Linked DNA regions of Homo sapiens: all the other regions are linked to region 1. A link is a loop called in an ENCODE intact Hi-C map of the cell type or tissue named here. Cell type or tissue: PC-3. All regions are shown on one strand. Region 1 has its middle 53 kb from the start of BRMS1L. Region 2 overlaps MBIP (MAP3K12 binding inhibitory protein 1). Region 3 has its middle 39 kb from the start of PTCSC3. Region 4 has its middle 120 kb from the start of LINC00609.

The links. A loop is a pair of places that touch in the nucleus more often than their neighbours do. Peaks named below come from ENCODE experiments on the same cell type or tissue, not always from the same donor. Only the 100,000 strongest peaks of a DNase experiment are listed, where the experiment ranks them.
Region 2: it touches region 1 in a loop (8-fold over the local background); 4 of 110 quality-filtered maps call a loop at or near these places.
Region 3: it touches region 1 in a loop (4-fold over the local background); 3 of 110 quality-filtered maps call a loop at or near these places.
Region 4: a loop joins it to region 1, with 6 times the contacts of the local background. A loop is called at or near these places in 10 of 110 quality-filtered maps.

Annotation. Positions count from the first base shown.
Region 1 is chr14:35,877,154-35,882,153 of GRCh38, reverse strand. It overlaps the pseudogene EWSR1P2. Among named protein-coding and RNA genes, the nearest start is that of BRMS1L, 53 kb to the right of the region's middle. In PC-3, CTCF peaks have their summits at 2,294 (motif pointing left) and 2,302 (motif pointing left); DNase peaks (open chromatin) are centred at 3,483 and 4,653; H3K4me3 peaks cover 417 bases; H3K27ac peaks cover 2,261 bases.
Region 2 is chr14:36,311,124-36,316,123 of GRCh38, reverse strand. MBIP (MAP3K12 binding inhibitory protein 1) reads left to right here. Exons shown (of 9, transcript NM_016586.3): 3 at 1,209-1,433; 4 at 1,516-1,612; 5 at 4,100-4,165; 6 at 4,399-4,551. Among named protein-coding and RNA genes, the nearest start is that of MBIP, 7.0 kb to the left of the region's middle. In PC-3, a CTCF peak has its summit at 2,037 (motif pointing right); no DNase peak of the experiment used is centred here.
Region 3 is chr14:36,212,788-36,217,787 of GRCh38, reverse strand. No RefSeq gene overlaps it. Among named protein-coding and RNA genes, the nearest start is that of PTCSC3, 39 kb to the right of the region's middle. In PC-3, no CTCF peak of the experiment used is centred here; a DNase peak (open chromatin) is centred at 2,387; H3K4me3 peaks cover 1,443 bases; H3K27ac peaks cover 422 bases; H3K27me3 peaks cover 1,709 bases.
Region 4 is chr14:35,952,084-35,957,083 of GRCh38, reverse strand. No RefSeq gene overlaps it. Among named protein-coding and RNA genes, the nearest start is that of LINC00609, 120 kb to the left of the region's middle. In PC-3, a CTCF peak has its summit at 2,726; a DNase peak (open chromatin) is centred at 2,843; H3K27me3 peaks cover 1,530 bases.

The sequences.
Region 1 (5,000 bases):
GAGTGAGATCCTGTTCCTTTAAAAAAAAAAAAAAAAAAGTTCGAATTGTTCTGAAAAAATTTTTTTTAAATTTAAAAAGTTATTAACTAAGTTTAACAAACTAAATCTTTTCAATCACTATCAGCTTCAACATCAACAAGGGGAGAAAACTATCACCAAGAATATTCAGCAACACATGTACAATAATCCAAATTCACCTAGTTCACTATCTACAACGAAGACAGCCCCTTCACAATTCTAGCAACTTTTATTTTACTCTCATCTCTCACCATTTCCTCCCTGCACCCCAGGTAATTTGCTGCTCCCCAAACTCATCCCAACTCCCACATACCTCTAAGCCTTTATACCAACTGTTCCCTGAGCTCCTCCTCACCTGGTGAGCACTTACTCATCAGTCGTTCAAAACTTGATGCAGAAGTCTCCTCCAGTGTAGAAGCCTGGCTGCAGGATCCAGTTTGGGGTAGGTAACTAGTGGGAGGGTGCTTTCTATAGCTGCTTTGTTGACCATAGCTACTCTGCTGTCCATAACTGCTCGGTTTCCCACAGGTGTTCTGCTGAGAGTAACTGCTCTGATCATAGCTGGTAGGAGGGTAGGACGGAGGTGCAGTGACTGGCTGCATGGGGTAGCTCCCAGGTACCTGGGGATAACTGTAGTTACTCTGTCCATATCTTAGGCCAGGCTGGTTGGTAACCCCTGTGCTAGATTGAGGTTGACTAGTCTCAATGGGCTTGTTACCATCCTATGGTCTTGTAGGTGCAGTGGCTGCTGGCTGCTGCCCATAGGCTGGGTAAGCAGGCTGAGTGCCATATGCAGACTGAGCAGCTTGGAGGCCTGGGTGGTGGTGACTGTAGCAGTGGTGGTATCATAAGCACCAGTGCCACACCCCTGGACAGGCTGGCTGTATGCCTGGGGGGCAGTTGGAGTAGCATAACCAGTGGGAGGCTGTCCATAAGAAGTTGCATAGCCCATAGGTTGCAGTGGTCTGAGCCTGGGTATAGCTGACATCAGTGGGCTGTCCATAGGTTCCATAGCTTTGTTGCCCATATGCCTGGGTGGTCTGTGCATATCCTTGAGCAGGCTGGGCAGCGTAAGCACTGTAGCCCTGCTGCACTGCAGCTTGGCTATAGATACTGTAATCCGTTGACGCCATTTTCTCTCCTTCCTCCTCGTTCTCTCAACATCCGTCTCCTTCTCGCTCCCATTTAACTTTTATCTAAAAAGATTACAGAAATCCTATTCTTCCCAATTTTCAAAGTTCTAATAATCTCATGCCTATATATTGAGGTCATTAAAACATTACTATAACTTTGGATATAATTCAGTGGACCAATGATAATGTTTACTCTCTAAGAAAAGAAACTATGAAACAATCTAGTTCTAGATCTTTATATAAAAGATCAACAAAGTAACTCATTTTCCAGTATGAATATTAACTTGCTATTTGTAAATTGTCTATATTAAATTATCAGTTAAGCCTTCCCTGATTAATAATATTCCAGAGATTATATTGATTATAGTAGATAATTAGGTAAAAACACAACCATACAAAATTCTATTTTAAGAATTTTGAGGACAAAATTGGGAGAAATGTGGGGCAAAAATCTACAACATGGTTATTATTTAATAGATAAATATAAACTATGCAGTTAGTCCTCCATATCTGTAGGTTTCACATCAGCTAGGTTCAACCAACCACAGATGGAAAATATTCAGAAAAAAAGAATAGTTTCATCTGTACTGAACATGTACAGTCCTTTTTTTCTTGTCATTATTTCCTAAACAATACAGTATAACAAGTATTTACACAACATCATATTGAGAATTACAAGTAATCTAGAGATGAATTAAAGGATGATGTGCATAGGTTATATGCAAATAACCATATTATATAAGGGACTTGAGCATCTGTAGATTTTGGTATTTGCAGGGATCCTGGAACCAATCCCCTGAGGATACTGATGGATGATTATATTTACTGCCACATCCCTTCAGAGCACTTTGATCTGTATTACAAGCTCTCATGTTCCCTTTTGTTTAATTACATACTTTGTTTCTACAGTAACTCTAAAGCATATAACCAGTTGCAATGTCCCTAAGCCCTTTACATGGTGAATTTTTTTCAGCTAATAAAGAGTAATAATAATATAATCCTTGTGTAGAGCTTTATCTTCTTCCTAAACATCTCTTAATTAGTATGCAACAGGATTAAATACAACTGAAGTCTCACTATACCATTTTGAATAATTAGGAGGAAAAATACAAATTCTAACCTAGGCACCTAAGTCTTGTAGGAATTTACTGCCACCTTCAGGTTTTAATGAAAATGCACTGGGACTGTAGCTTTTACATTTCCAGATGATAGTCCCTGGTTAATATAGTAGAAATATTAATATTATTTTCTGGCTTTAGAAGCAAAGTACTACTATCTAATTTAGATTGCAGTACAAAATGCATTCAGGAAATGCCTTTCGCCTTGTCTTTTTGTCTTTTGTGATTCTTTCAATAATGTGTAATTGAAAATTAAAGTCTGTTTTTTATCAGCCATTATAATTATATACTAGAAGTTCCCAGATCTGTGTCCAGAATGTACTTTGTATCATTGTCTAAATCTAGTTAAAAAAAAAAAACTATTACAGCAAACTGTTTTAAATGTTCCACGTGTCAATGCCTTCCAGCCAAAGGCCACCAGGAACACACCGGCAGTTGCACAAGTTGGGTTTCTTGCTCATTTCAGGGAGGGAGAAACCACACCATAGGGAACTGTGGATGTCTGAGTAAGAAGGTGTTAAAAGGGACTTATAGGATTTGGGCTTTTATTGGGAGATTTTTGGTAGGGTTTGAGGAAGTGGGCTTTGCTCTGGATAAAATGCTGTCAGGAAGTGGGGGCAATCCCATAATTTAGTATCTTAATGAGTTTTACTTATAAAGCAGGTGGAATGAAGTGAGGCTAATGCTATAATTGGTAAAGAAGCAGAAGTCATTCACATTAGCCAGAATAGGGGAATGTTCCACATTTTTTGTGGTTTGCAGACTGACTTTGTTTTTGTCTATATTTAGACAAGATGTTGTTGGGGTGGGCGTTGACCCCACTTCCTCACGGTCACAGAGTGGCCGTGATGTTGGTGTTCCGTGAGATTGTTTATGTTCAACAGAACACCAAGGCCTATCACGCAGTTCCTAGTTGTCAGGGACTGCTTTTCTCTTTCTCATGCATATATTTGTAATTCCATGAATACCTTTTTTTTTTAATTCCTTGACTTTGTGCTGAAATTATAAAAGTTTGTGATGATTTTCAAAGTGGATATCAACAGAATATGAAGCTCTAAGGATGCATCATAAATGTTGCAAGGGTGTGAAATCCAGCTCAAAATCGTTTGGAAAAAGGGGAATTTATTAGAAGACCCACATAACACAAGGAAGACCGGAGTGCAGATGGACTATGAGTCAGCTCATAGCACGAGGCTAAATGCCAAGAAACTCCCCATCCACCTCTCATCTCCTCAGCTGTCTCCACAGGGCAGGAAATGTCATTGCCTATAATTTCCAAACTTTATTGTCCCAGTTCCAACATAAGAGGGAGACTGATACTTTTTCCTGCAGTTATAGTTTAAGAGATCCAAGAGAAGGGTTTTAATTGGGGCAGGCTGAGTTACACGTTCACCTAGTGCACTCAACTAGGACCAAGAATTGTGCAGTATTAGAGAAAGAGGTGTTCTCATTAGAACCACACAGTCAGATCAGGGAAGAAGCATTTCCTGGAAAAAGTAGAATTGAAGTTCTGGGTAAGCAAAAGATTTGAAAAAAAGATTTAAAGCTGGGAGGAAAAAAAAATCAGTTCTGGGTTCTAGAAATGTAATATTTGCTATAAAGAGAAAAATTAAAATAAAATAAAAAGAGAGAGACCCAGTTAGGCCATCACAATTATTTCAGTAAAATATACCAGAGGCTTGAACTAGGGCAGCACCAGTGGGAATAGAGAAAAGAGAATGCTTTCAGTTAGAAATGTTTCAGAGTTAGAATCTACAGGACTAGCTAATTCCACAGATGTGAGGAGAAGTCAAATTCATCAACAGCCCTTACATAGGATTTATCATGTAACATGCCCTGTTCTACACACTTGACATATATTCATTAAGTCCTCACCACAACCCTATGAAGTATTATTTCCATTTTCAGATGGGGAAATTGAGGCACAAAAAGGTTAAAAAGTTACCCAAGGTTGACGGGGTGCAGTGGCTCATGCCTGTAATTCCAGCACCTTGGGAGGCCGAGGCAGGTGGATCACCAGAAGTCAGGAGTTCGAGACCAGCCCGGACAACATGGTGAAACCCTGTTTCTACTAAAAATACAAAAATTAGCCAGGCGTGGTGGTGCGCACCTGTAATCCTAGCTACTTGGGGGGCTGAGGCAGGAGAATCACTTGAACCCAGGAGGTGGAGGTTGCAGTGAGCCGAGATCACACCATTGAACTCCAGCCTGGGCAACAAGAGCGAAACTCTGTCTCAAAAAAAGAAAAAGAAAAAAAAAAGAAGTTACCCAAGGTCATACAGCCGATAAATGGTAGAGTTCACATCCAGCTAATCTGGCTCCAAAATTCATGAGTTTAGCTACCTGCCACAACCTCTCCAAGGTCTGAATTTATGTGAGTCATTGTGTGTATCAAGGGTGGAAGCACAAATAGAGTACATTCCAGACTGGGAGAGGAATGTGCACAGGAGATAATATTTGGTTTTCTTTATATTAAGTTGTAAATGTGTTAAGAGTAACAGATGGAAATGCCCAATGGGCAACTTGAATATATAACTCGGGTAAGGGTAGAGGCTTAAATTTAGAATTTGTTAGGACCTAAATGGTAGCTGAAGCCAATGAGTGAATGAAATCTTCTAAAAGGAGTAGAATGATGGCCTAACATGCAGCCCAGAGAAAAACAAAGAGAAGGTAGAAGAATGATCTTCAATAATGACCTAGAAATTAACTAACCCAGTGTTTCTGATGATTA
Region 2 (5,000 bases), 430 kb before region 1:
AATATTGAATTGGTATTTATAATAGTGTTGTTATATTTTTAAATATTTCATGTTAATAACTGAACAGTATTATGACCTTGCTGGTTTCTAATTGAACATCTTTGCAATTATAATTGATGTAAGTTTGCAGTTTATCTCTAATCAAAGTGTAAAATGTGAAGTGTCAAAAAGATAAGTGGAAAAACTGGATTGGTCAGTTTACTGTGATTAAGGTGTTATAAGATTTCAAAAGAGTAGTATAGCGAACAATGGAAGCAAAATTGTAGGTATGAAAAAAATAATTGGAACGTTATTAGTGTTAGTGTGTTTTGACTAATGGAATAGGCATTAATTTTCAGCCCTCCATTCATTGACTTTGTGGGAAATTTTAACTGTTTCATGTTAAAAGTAATAGTTAACCCTGTTTTTAAAGGGCAGAGCAGTGAGCTCTAGAACTCAAATGAGACCTCATTGTGGGGAGTGGGGGAGGGGAACAGTAAATGAGTAATATAGTTTAAATTCTACAACAGGGGTTTTCCCCCTGTAGTATAGTGATAGGCCTCTGCCTGTTTTCAGCTATAGATCTTTTTTTTTTCTTGTTCGTTTTCTTTTTTAAAATTTAATTTTATGACCAAAAGATATCTTGCCATGTCAGGAAAAGTCTGAGTGTTCACTCAGCCTAACACCTATATATTTCATGTCTATGCTTCCTCATTCACATTGGCCAACTGCAGTTTCAAGTGGAGAATCTCCAGTGATACAGTGATAATGCAGGGCTTTGCTGAGTGAGAGCACTAGCTCTCGTGTTAAGGAGGAAAAATACTAAGCCTTAGTGTTCTGAGGAGGCATTTGAATGACATGTTAATTAAGTGGCATTGGTGCCAGAGGCTGAAGGCTTTGATTTGGCACAAAATAAAAGATGAGTGACAGAATGATTCTCTCAAAGAAAATTTTAAATTTCCTTAGGTTTTCTTTTCTTTTTTCTTTTCTTTTTTCCTCTCTCCTTTTTTAAAAAACAAATTTATAGCAAATGATAATGGTTACAATAGCAGAGAATAGTGAGTACTTATATGTGGTCAGATCTATGTGTCCTGGTATACCAACTTTTTATATTTATTAACTGATATTAAGTATTTCATTTACTTAGCAGAAATTTATGTAAATATATTAAGTGTGTAATTAATTTTGGTCAGATTGAACCTCAGCAGATGGAATTGTGTTGTTCTCAGCCTTTTTTAGCAAAACTTCAGTCTCCGATTAAAGAGGAGAATACAACTGCTGTTGAAGAGATAGGAAGAACAGAAATGGGGAACAAAAATGAAGTAAATGACAAATTTTCCATTGGCGACCTACAAGAGGAAGAAAAGCACAAAGAAAGTGATTTAAGAGATGTGAAAAAGACACAGATCCATTTTGATCCAGAAGTAGTTCAGATAAAGGCTGGAAAAGCAGAAGTAAGAAGGTTTTTTGGCGGGGGCGAGAGGGTATTATTTTAAAAAATCTTATGTTTACACTGTTAAAACTTGTTGTTTGTAGATTGACAGACGAATATCTGCATTTATTGAAAGAAAGCAAGCTGAAATCAATGAAAACAACGTCAGGGAATTTTGCAATGTTATTGATTGTAATCAAGGTAACTACCTGGAAATTAATTTTCATAGGGTTTTAAGCACAATTTTTATAGTTGCTCTAATCTTTTATTTATTTTTTAAATGAATAGCTTTTAGAACACAATTCAATTTATTTCATGGATTTAGTTAGTAATTAAGACAGTAGAGTTTCCTTCTGCTTAATAATAGACTATATTGCAAACTGGTTTTCATTTTGGTTACACAAAGTAAATGCTAACATTAAAAAGTGTTTATCACAGGTGAAGATTATTTTAAAGTTCCTTTAGGAAATGAAGGTGAGGTACGAGTGAGAAGGTTGATCTATCTCACTAGTAAAAGGAACTGAGCTCTATGAATTTCAAACCTATACATGTACTGTGAAATCATGATGTTAATACGTAAGTGAACTTAGTAAAGTTAATATTCCTCCAGAGGGAGCAGTTTTCTCACTACTCCTGAGCTGTTTGAAATGTCCTGTGTCACGATACAACCAATTTATCATGAAGACCATGGTGTCTTGCTTTTTTCCTTTCTGCCATAGTGCATACATTTGCTGTTTTTCATCTGATTCACCTTTACCTCTCTACTTGATGCTATAGTACATTTACAAATCTGCAAGTATGCTGCAGAATACAAAATATTGCAATGCAGTGCCATAGATTATACTCAGGCACCATAGTAATAATCAGAACAAGTAGTTCTTAGGAAAAATTATGGAGAAGAGTTCATAATTGGAATGAACATGTTTCTTGTTGCCTCTAATATCTCATGGCTAATTATTATGAACATAGAATTGTCAGATGAACCTAGAAATGACTCATATCACATTGGTACACTGATTCTCTTAATGAAATAATATAGGCTGGTATTGGGTCCTGAATTTAGCTGTGTGCTACTATTAACATTACACATGTGCATCTCTAAATTTGGTATATTTTCCTGTTAGCTTTTCAGAACAGGTGCAACAATGGCAAAATCTCAGGTACTACAACCAACTACAAGCGACTATGAGAAAGGGTTTGTTGAGAGAGCAAGCACATGTGTCACTAATGTTATTCCTCTGTTCTCCCTGCTAACTCTATTATTATAAACCACCAGGGGATAGAAATTGACGAGAATTGAAATGCTCAGCAGGATTCCTTGGCCCATTCAATTCTTTGCTGGCTCAAAACAGTGCTAGCAAGAATTGCTGTGGAGAGTGACTAGCAGTCATACACTCACACCATGCTGAATTTCTCACTGATGGTCAGTTAATCTATATGTTTGGAATATAGTTCTGGAATGGATGATAGCTTCTTTTTTTAACCCTTAGCCCCATGAAATGGTAGGAAGAGAATGGAGAAAGGATGGCCCTTTAAGCATATTTTGAGGTGCCTCCAAAAAAAAAAAAAAGGAGGAAAGATGTCTATTTAGTCTCTAGATATAAAAGCTAAGTGGATTTGGAATTTTATGCATACTATTTGATTTATCAACAGAACTACTAAGGAAAGTTCAACTGAAAAAAATACAAATGTATTTTAATATGTTAGTGTGTTCCTTTTAATACCTACAAATTTAACCTAACTATAAGCAGTGGAATTTTTAAAAATCAAATTTCATAGGGGGGAAAAAATAATTTTTTTTAAAGAATCTCATTTACCAGCCATTTTTTACAAAATATTCAGGGGAATTTTACAGGAGATTTACTGCCAATGTGTGGCCTTTAAACATTATTTCAAACATAAGTATATATTATTACTATGTAGTATCGTATGTTAATATATAACAATTATGTTAATTAGTTGTATTATATGTTAACATCTTTCCAATTTTCCCCTTTTGTAATTTATGCATTGATACTTAATTTGAAAGAAACTACTTTTCAGCTTGGAAAAAAATAGGGACAAATTTTCACAATAGACCTTTACTAAAATGAAACTTTTTTGAAAAGTGGTGGGATAAGAAGAAGTAGATGACTTTTGTGATGAAGGGTTTTTAAAATGAGCACTGGAAATCTAGGTAGAGTGGAAATGTATGTGTACTTGAGGTTTTGAGGTCATCTTTGTGTGGAGTTCTGAAATAAAAATGTTAAATAATTCTTTTTGTTGGATGTTCACTAATTTGGTCATTAAAATAAAAAATGCTGAATTAAAAGAATTCTAGTAAAAATGATGAGTTTTATTTCTACGATGAAGTAGAATTTAAATACTCTATGGTAGATTATTTTCTCCAGTGGCCCAAATAGTGACATTGGTTTTCAAAATTGTATCAATTTGTGCCACTTAATGTTGATGGCTTTTCTGTATATAAATCTGAACATTAGGTAAGAATATTAGATATTATGATAAATTTTGACAGGTAAAGAAGGTCACTAAATTCTATCCTATGTGTGATAGTAATTTATTGTTACTATTATTTATTAAAATTATTATGAGTAAAATGTTAATATGAATTATTGAAAGTTTATTAAAATCTCATACATTTGAAGGGAAGAATATATTTAAACTTATATTTATCTAAATTCTCCTTAGAAAATAGTTGTGCAAGAACTGATGCGATTTTTACCCCTTACCCCGGATTTAAAAGTCACGTAAAAGGTAAGTAACCACCACATGACATCTGAGTCACTGACAGAAGTCTAGATTATTAGCAAAATGGAATAGAAATAACTTTCCCATCTAAATTTTATTTTAAAACAAAAACATCTTGCCGTCCTTCATACTTGTGGTTAGATGGTCTTTATGAAAAAAATATAAAGTGCTGTTAAGGAATAAGAATTTCTGATTTTTGAAATACAAATGTATATAGGCTCAAAAGTTTCTTAATTTAGTTTCTAGAGTTGTGAATACATACGGACCACAGACTAGACCTGAAGGAATTCCAGGGTCAGGTCATAAACCTAACAGCATGCTTCGAGACTGTGGTAATCAGGCTGTAGAAGAACGACTACAAAATATTGAGGCCCACTTGCGGTTACAGACAGGTAAGCAAAGTGCTAAGTGGCACCTCATAATGAACCTTTGCAAATGGTTAAAAAATTGCAGTTCATTTAGTCACCAAATTTTCATTTAGCTCCTAACATTTCTTGAACAGTAAGTGCCAGTCACTCAGGAAGTGTTATGTGTATGTCAATTCACTTAAAAGGTCATAGTACCCTTTTGAGATGGTGGTGGTGTTATCACTGTACAGATAAATAAATTGAAGTTTAAAGAGCCCAAGCAAACATGCCTAAGATACTAAGTGACAACTCTAAAAAAAAAAGAAAAAAGAGATAGTCCAGTCTTGCCCAGGTTGTACTTGAACTCCTAGGCTCAAGTAATGCTCCTGCTTCAACCTCCTGTGTCAGTGGGACTACAATCATGTGTCACTACTGCACCCTGCTCAAACCCAAGTCCTCACTGGGTGCAGAGACTGAGTCTCCCTCTCCATTTA
Region 3 (5,000 bases), 340 kb before region 1:
TGTCCTCACCACAAAAGATGACTTTTGGAGCAGAACCTACCCAATAATCAGAAGTGGCAAGTAAGAGGGCAGGTGGTGACCTCTCTCAGTGACATGAACAAGAAGAAGCTGGAAGAGCCTTTCCTTTTTGCTTAGAAAGTGCCCAAACCACTCATTGCAGGAAGCATTTGGCTACCGACCACTTCTCTGAGACCCCTTATAAAAGGTGAGCAAAATTGAAAGCTCTCCCTCCCTCCCCAATTAGTTCAGATTGCAGCCGACCTTCAAAGATATCCATTGCAGGGGTGTTTTCTAGTGATGATGCTGTGAAAATAATTTTCCTTTTTGAAGGGCTTTCTTTCTATTCTCTCCCCATGGCAACTTTTGAAAATTTGTTAAAACGCACACACACGCTCAACCCTCTCAGGCTATCCACAAGCTCTCTAGGTGAGTGGGAACAAATGGCAGCCTATCAGAGAAGTGCACCCAGGACAATTGCACAGTTGTGATCATTTGGGGATCTCATGCAGACTCTCCCTGCAGCCCCCAGTGCACCATCAGGAGTTTCTAAGTACAAAATGAGACAAGGTAGGTGGAGACCAGGGTGTGTGTGTGTGTGTGGGTGTGGGTGTGGGTTTAATTAAGCAAACACTAGTTTGTTCCAATTGCCTTTCCAAATTGATAAGAGATTTCTTATGATGCCAGTAACTGCATAGAAATTGAAGAAAGCAAGCTAAGGCTCTATAGCTTTGGGGCATCTGTGTACTTGTTATATGACTGAATCTAATAGCTGAGACTAGAAGCTGATAGGAGAGTGAGCTTGTTGGGGGAAAGGGGGAATTCATGGAATAGACCGTACCAAGGGTTTGAGGGGCAACCACAGATGACTCAGGACTTTTGGGATGCTGTGGTGACAGTTATGGCACTCAAGTCACAGGAAAACTCATTATATCAACAGAAACCTCCCCTGAATAGATGTACATCTAATTGACATGTGATAAAAGAAATCATGCACATATCCGTTTTTAGTAAGCACTTGCTTTATTTCAAGCACCTCAACTTCCCACTGACATCCCTTTTCTGGGGAGCCTTATTTTAAGATGCCCTTTAAATTAGGTATACATAGGGAAGGAAGCAAAAGCTACAGTGCTCCTCCATGCAGCTTAATTTCTGGGAGAGAAAAAAAAATGGCTGTTTCTGTTTTTCCTTTTTTGCCTCGACACAAGAGTGTCATGCCGAGAATTATGCTGAGGCTAGGATTTAATGGCCATGCCAGGAATTGGAAGCAACAACTATGGACCAGAATGTAAATCCCATGGATGGTTTTACTTGATGCTTTTACGGAGCATGAATGAGGATGTAATTTAAAAATAAGCCCTGCATCCTATTTAAAAAGATAAGAAGGGGCTGGATGTGTGTAAATGTTTGGATTAAATATGACCAAGGACCGTATCGTATTCAAATGGCTTGGCACTTTGAAAATGATGGAATCAGGCTTCATAACGATGCAAGCATCTACCTAATGGAACTAAATTTGCAATAAAGGTGCATAGTGGAAAAGAAGGGCAGACAAGTGGCGCTGAGAATCTAAGTGAGACAGCACCAAAGAATGAAACATACTGAGTTTAAAGACTGACCTTATTGGGATCCTTTCTACTCTGACAATGAGGATGTGAATTATCCTATTATTATAAGCAGGTGGATCATCTTATTAATGTACCCTGGTCTTTCACATTTTTATTTAACTTTAAATCAAATTGAACAATTTCAGGAACAACCTCCCATCCCTCAAAGGAAACAAGCTGATGCCCAGAAATATTTTCTGTGGAGCTTTATATAATTTTTTTTTCTTTCCAGAGACACATTTTCAGCTCTGCCAAACCATAATGCTTAGGCTTTCGTTTGGATATAGCTGAGGTGTCTTGGAAGTTTCTCTGTAAATTCCTTCAAATCCAGAGGAGCTGAATGAGATTCTAAGAGGCTGTGTTCCTCTTAATGATTCCGGATGGAACAGCGTCTTTGGAATTCTGATTTGGATACTGTCAACCACTCGATAGCCCCTGCTCTAAGGGGTGGCAGATGAACCATCATCAAATGTTTTCCAAATTCATCCCTGGTACAACTCTCCCCTTAAACCAAAATTAGGCAGTAAAGTAATATTTGCTTAGAAACACTTACCAGGCACCTGCCTAATAAATGCTACCCTGGCAAAGCCTTCCCACACAAAGAAAATATTTCATCGGAAGGTCAATATCTGCAACTAATGAAAGAAATGGAGCTGTTTCAAACTCACCGACAAAGGTTTCTGTCTCACCCCCCTTTCCACTCTTTTTTCTTTTTGGTTTTGTTTCCTTTCAGCATATTTTAGGAACTAATCAGCCTTATAAAAGGTAGCACTGTTAATCTACTGTTTGTCTTGGTCTTCATCACAGCTCCTTAAGAGATAGAGTGCAAACAAAGCGAGAATTAAGGTCATTCCATTTAAATCCTTCAGAGAGGAAGACAAGGGCTAAGTTATTGCTGAGGACTACAGAGAGGAGGGCTGGAGGAATCCAGGATTAAAAAGAAAAAAAAGAAACCCTCATTGTTTATTATTTGCCAGCCTCAGAGCAGCCCCCATTCCCATATTTGTGAAGGGATTACCCTCCCATCCTCTGAGATTAATGGGAAGCCCAGACAATTCCCTGGCCCACCATGCACCCTGCACCAAAGAACATTTTCCAGAAAGGTGGGCCTGGGAGTGCACTCACTTGGGGGATGAAGAGCGTGACACACTCATCAGCCTGATGTGATTCGTCCTCCAGCTGCCGGAGATGCACAGGCAAACATAACTGCAGAGGGGATTCCATGCTTGCAGAGAAGCAAAACCACATATTAGGAGGTGGCTGTGCCCATGAAAATCTTAGCATGTATCAGATTTAAAGGGTGGAGGGGGTCCAAATAAAACAATAATCCACGCAAAAGCATTTTAGCAGCTTGTAATACTGGCCCCTTTTTTTTTGTAATCCTGATTACAACTCTACTCCCCATATTTTGGGACAGAAGTCAATTTCTTTATTTGTTGCTACCACAGTTCATTGAAGCATTACTAAAATATATTAGCTTTCAACACTAAAAAAATGTGGCAATGGGTTGATCTAAGTGACTAATGCATGGGAAATTTTTTTCTTTAAAGAAGTAAGGCCAGGAAGCAGAAATTGCCATCTACAGCCAACAACAGAGATGCAGATTCTTACTTTGGTCACTGAATAAGGTATTTTTCAAATATTCTCCAGTATTTGGCAAGTTTGGCATATAGTAAACGCACAATAAATATTTGTTGCATGAAGAAAAATTTTGGTATTTTTGACTGCTTATACTGAAAACAATAACATGAATGTTTATGGAGCATTTACCACATGCCATGCAGTGTACTAAGCACTTTACTTTCATTGTCTCCCTTAATTTCAACATCAACACCATGAGGGTATTATCTGCATTTTACAAATGAAAAAAAAAAAAAACAAAAGCTCATTGAAGTTAAGTCACTCACCCAAGGTCACATAAGTAATCAGTAGTAAAACCAGCCCGCAGGGCCATACCATGTTCTTAATGCTGTACTGCTGCCCCTTGAAAGCAGCATTTCTTAGCTTGAGCTTAGAAAACACTCAGGATTGCTCCAGATTCAATGTGATTTTATTAGATGGACCAATTATCCTCAGAGAATCAGAGTGCTACCTTTAGCTAAGGTGTAATTGGGAAGAGGCTACCTTCATGGCAACTTCAAATTTTTTCCTTAATTCCCAGAAGAATTTAGCTACTCACAAAATACAATGACAATTCGGTGGTGCTTTGTTGAAAGTCATAGGAACAGATCTCCTGAGAGGAGTGATGCTCCTTCCCTAAGGGATATCCTACCTCCTTACCTCCCTCAGTTACCCTCCCAATCCCTGCACCAGGCGGAGTGTCAAGTTTTCCCAGGCAGGATGAGATCTATACACCCTTGGCATATGGTGGGTTCTGCCTGGCTTTCTGCAGTGTTTGATTATGATTGGCCTAGTTAATTCATTTTGTTGCATGTTCACCCCTCCTTGGAAATTGAACAGGATTAAATTGCATTTATAAAGCCCTGACAAATCACCGTGTGATTGAAATCAGAATAAAGACAAACACTGAGATCATTCTTTGAGGAAATTCTGACAGCATTTCTGGCTCAGCAGGAGTGTTTGTCCAGAGACTCACATTATCTCCTAGCCATTGGGATGCCCAGTTGTAAGCATACTGACTACACAGTAATAAATGTAGGATCTACAATCAAAGACTAACCAGAGTGAAAAGCCATACATGAAATTGTTTCCTCTTGAATAATCCTAAAACCCCATTTTAGCAAATAGTCCAATTTATTCTGTCTCCAAACTCGAGCTCACAAACAAGCTGTCACCAAAGTGGACTGAGTTATACCCATTTATTTAATTTCCCTTCCTTTGAGGAAAGTGCTAGAAAGCCTTATGGTGACCAAAAGAAAGAAGTATAACTAGCATTAAAAATTTAGAAATAACATTTTCTAAGTCAGAAATAATAAAAAGTTCCTGGACATAAAAGTAAGGCATATTTTTATTTTTAGGATATTTTGCTGAGCTATGCAATAATTTCCAGCATGATTGCTTAGCCAGTCTTAGCCGCTCCCTAGTTTGTAATACTGTACTTCCAAATAAATAGGTAAATAAGTAGAAAGAATTAAAAAGGTATTCCCATTTGTGAAATCGCCGTTAATCCCATATAACACTATGAGAAATTTTTACTAATTTCAGTACATGTTTTATTTAGAAATCTTTGGATACTCACTTCATATGGCATAATTTTTGTATTAATAGTATTTTAATATGAGAACCAAATTTTTGAGGATGAGAAACTGGAGCCCACCATCAAAACAAGAATGTCCTGTAATCCCCTTTTATTTCAAAGGTAACTATAGATCTGCTATGAGTTTATGGTAATGATGACTCAGGTTTCTATATTTCACAGTAAGAAAGTTAGTCTCA
Region 4 (5,000 bases), 75 kb before region 1:
ATAACTTCACACACCACCTGCAATTCTAGTAAATGCCTCACTCTCAGAGTGTGCGGGCATTTGGAGATTTCCCTCAAATCAGCTGTGCTGCCCCACCACAGGGATCGGTCGGTGTTCCCTTTTCAGCTCAGTAATCAAATAGCTTTGACTGGTCCGTGTCTGCTTTTGTCCACTTCTGACCTACGTGTTCCTGTGAGGGACATCTTTGTCTCACTTTTCTTTGGTCACTGAGTTCATGTACCTCAATAGGCTAAGTCTTGCAGTCCATTAATGAGAATTCTCAGCTCAGCTCTAGGCCACCCAGAAACCCCGGTTGCATGTTCTCGCTGAATGGCTTCACTGGTGGCCCATTCAAATGTGCTAATGTCAGAAAAAAAGGTTGAATGGGGCACCAATGTACACCATTGCCGAAGCAAAGTGACTGCGGCTTCCAACAAAGCTTCCGCTGTGGCGATGTTAAGCAGAGTTATCAATGGTGCGGAGGCTGAGCAAGGACTAATGCTCCAATCATGCCATCCACAGGTGGCACAGATGCAGCCACTTCAATATGAAATCACAGTGCAAAGTTCACTGGCAATTCAATCCTGCCTCCAGCTTCCAATCTCCAGATACATTGTGTAGATATGCCTCCTTCTCTTTCTGGTTCTGAGGCTCTTTGAATAAGTTTGCAGAAGACATTTTGGGTGAGAGATGAAGTGAGCGTTTGTTCCAATTTTTCTTAGAGTTACACCTCCAGTTGAGAAGCTTTCTTAAAGCCGTTTATTTCCTCATGGATGTACAGAAGCAGATAAAGCATTTTCTCGGGGCTTATCCCAGAAGCACTAAAAGGGCATTTGAGCTCAGCAAAGGAATGTTTTGATTGTGCAAAACAGATGTCACATTATGGCCGCATATTGCTACTTCTCATAAGAGAACATCTTGAATCACAACTAAATTATGAAGAGGTGATGACCAAACCAATTCTGTAGCCCCTCTTCCCCTAATCACGGCAAATGAAAGAAAAAAGATGATGGACCAGCTCCCAAGTTTTCCTTCTAAACAGATATTTCTGGGAAGACACATAAAAGGAACTGAAAAGTTAGGATTTTTATAATTTTAAAATTCACTTTAAGACCCCTGAGTTTCTGAATTATTCACAAATATACATGATTCCCACACATTCACATGGAAGAATAGCCCAAAATTAGAGTCCCACTATCATCCAAACTTTACATCAAGACGAACCAGTACTGAAGCCTCCCAGATTCCTAATCCTTAATTGCTGGTGAGAGTCTGCAGAGCAAGGTCATTTGCATGACAACCTCAGCCTTCTCAGAGGGCCCAAGATTTTGCTTGGCTACTCACTACAAGTCAAAATATACAGAAGTAATATATAAAATATACTACTTTAGTTCTTCAGCTCCTTGAAAACCATTTCTCCACTCCCAAATGAAAAATAGCATACAAAAAAAAGTATAGCATATCTTATCACCTCAGCTAACTTTTCAAAGTTATAATTTTACTGGAAGATAAAGTCCAAAGCATACAGTGTACATACACACACACACATGAACTCAACCCACATGGATTATTATTATTATTATTATTATTATTATTTAGATGGAGTCTCACTCTGTCACCCAGGCTGGAGTGCAGTGGCGTGATCTTGGCTCACTGCAACCTCCGCCTCCTGGGTTCAAGCGATCCTCCTGCCTCAGCCTCCCAAGTAGCTGGGACTACAGGTGCATGCCACCACGCCGGGCTAGTTTTTATATTTTTAGTAGAGACGGGGTTTCACCATGTTGGTCAGCATGGTTTTGAGCTCTTGACCTCGTGCTCTGCCCGCCTTGGCCTCCCAAAGTTGAGATTACAGGCGTGAGCCACAGTGCCCAGCCATGATTTTTTAAATATTCCAGAATGATAACACTGGGGAACTCCCAACTAAAGAGTAGGCCCCAAGAACTTGTTCTGATCTCGTTTAAAGACGAATGATTTTCATGGAGGGAATTCTCAGGGACCCACATCGTCTATCTGACCCTGCACAGGGGCCCTCCTGGTGCCTCACTGTATCTGGTCACCAAGCCAGCAGCTGGTGCTGGGCAGCTCTCATACAGGAGCTTCCTTTTAAGACTTCAGCTCCAAGGTGTCTCCACACAATCCTCTCGCTCACATATGTTAAAGTCTTATGGGGAATCATATTCCAGGTCAGCAGTTCTAGGCCCAAGAGGGAAAGAGACAGGTGCCCCAAAGCCACTAACTAGCCCTAAGAATTTTTTTTTTCTTTCTCTTTTGCAGGCATATAAAAGAAGGTTTCTCCCTCACTATTCCTCGCCTTCTAATTCTAGTAAGTTTTTCCTACTATTTTCCTCAAGCTAGATTAATTATGAAGCAAGAAGGTCTTATAAATTATTTGTGATTTTTAATGTAATGTCACATTCATTTTCCCCTAATTTTTCATAATGAAAATGAATTAATTTTATACTTAGAAAAAGTTATTTTTTAAATAATAAAGTTAATCTTTGATCTTTCACTCCTCAGAAATGGAATTTTGCCATCAATTCGCTAAGAAAATTAAATATTTTCATGTCATGTTAGTAAGAGAAACAACTGGCTAATTTTTATTTTGTACTTACTCTTACCAGTTTATTATGAAGGATACAACTCAGGAGCAGCTAAATGAAGAGATGCTGAGGGCAAGGCACACTCTGCGTGCACCACCTTCCTAGCGCCTCATTGTGGTCACAGACGTAGATGCTTCCACCTGGCTAGTGGAAGCAGCTATTTATTTGGAAAGAAAATCCAAATTACACAATCAAGGGAAAAAAATTCTTTTTTCTCTCTCCATAATTTCCTTCTTTATTAATCATACTTCACCCAAAGCTATTTAAGATTTTATAAACTTAAATTTTATTTTATTTTATTTGAGTCAGGGTTTGGCTTGTTGCCCAGGCTGGAGTGCAGTAATGCGATCTCAGCTCACTGAAACATTCACCTCCCAGGCTCAAGCGATTCTCCTGCCTCAGCCTCCTGAGTAGCTGGGACTACAGGCGCCTCCCTACCTGGCTCATTTTTGTAGTTTTTTGTAAAGACAGGGTTTCGCCATGTTGCCCAGGCGGGTCTGGAACTCCTGAGCTCAAGGGATCCACCTGCCACAACCTCCCAAAGTGCTGGGATAATAGGCCTGACCCACAGCACCAGCCTAAACTTAAAGTTTTTAAATCTATGGCTTCTTAGTGGGACCTGAAGGCTGCATGACCATCCTTCACATAAACAGCTCAATTTAGAAGCCAGAAGGATTAGTATGTATTCTAAAGTGCAAAAATAGCATAGATCATTTAAGTGGGGTAGCATCTGAGGGTATTTAGGTCTTGGTCCAGGAAACTGCAACCAAGGGATGCCCTGGCTTACCCATTTGGGTTATTCTGGCATATTTCTGTAGAGAAAGAGAAATATCTTTCCCTCACCCATTCGATGATCACGGCTGAGTCCCCCCATAACAAAAGAAGAATTAACAAGAGAAAAGCATACACATTTACTTAATATCACTTTTGCAGAACACGGGAGCCTTCATAAGGAAATGAAGACTAGAAGAAAGTGGTAAACCTTTATAATTTTTAAGTTTGACAAACAAGTCGAGAGTCACGAAGACATGATTGGATAAAAAGTATGATCTAATTTAATAAATGGGGGTGGGGAGTACTTAGCAAGACCTGTTTGTTCAGATTCTTCTCTGTGTTCCTGTGTCTTCAGAGGTAAGGATGTTCCTTTCCTCCTGGTAGAGGAAGGGCACCTCTCAAATGAGTGTCTTATGACCCTCTTCAGAGGAAAATCAGAAAACCCTTCCAGGTTTTCTTACCTGCTTCAGGGGAAGAACGCAGACGGGGTGAGAATGACTTCCTTGCTTCTGCTGTTTTCTCAAATGCCAAGGTGCGATATTTTGGAGTACCATGTCCTGAACCCCATCATTGCCAAATAGAGAATGTAATGGTCGCTTTTTACAAAATAAACATAACTGAAAACCGGATTGGGTTAGAATCTTGCCACCTGGCTTGCATTATTTCTTTTATCCTTATTTTTTATGCAGATAAGCTTAAGAAGTCAGACCTTAAATGGCATTTTTTTAAAGGTGCCTCTGGATTTTACTTTCTTCAGTGGCTCTAAAGAAGCTCCACAATTGTCCAGAAAGAATGGGCCAATACACAGCTGTCCCTTTGTTTATAATTCCTTCCCTCCTCCCTGTGGTCTCCTTTCCTGCAGTCCCTCCCCCAGTGGCCCAAACTTTGCTTTTGAAGGCATCCTTGACTTCAGAGAAGTTAGACCATGTCGTGAATGTCTCTTCCTTCTCTAAGGCAGGCTAATAGAGATAATGGGCCCTGTGGGAGACAAGAAGCCAAAGAAAGAGAAGGGTTCCTTTGGATACTTAAGGGAATTATTGACAAGGCTCAGCCGACTCAAACTCACAAATTAAAAAAATAAAAAGCAGCTGAGGTCGTTCTGCTAGGTCTTTTATGCAATCAAGTGAAATAAAGTGTGCTGACTTTTGGGTGGGGGGTTCATAAGGGAGATCGGAGAGGGGAGTAATTTAATTTCTTAAATCTTGCATATGCCACATACTGAAGATTCTAAATAAATTTTTTGGCTAATTGAAACTATTAGTTGAGACTACACCCAGAAAAAGTTACTAGCATTTTGTTCACTGGACAGAAATTAAACAAAGGATGAATTTTACTTAAGCGAGGAAAAGTCAATATCAATCATTTGATAAGGGTTAGAAAGCAAGCACTTAAATGCTATTGTAGGAAGAATCAGAAAGGATTTAGCCGAAATCCCTTGTTTTTCCCACCAGCCTATGTTTTTCCCTGAAGATAGACAAAGGACAAAGTTACTTTCCCAATTTCCCTAATTTCAGTAAAGAACTCTTTGCCAGATTCTTCTGGTGTTGTTTTCAAGCCCTTAAAGTGTGGCCTTTTCTGTGCATGGACTAGATTTTATGTGCAGGAACTCAAGGATGGGAATACATC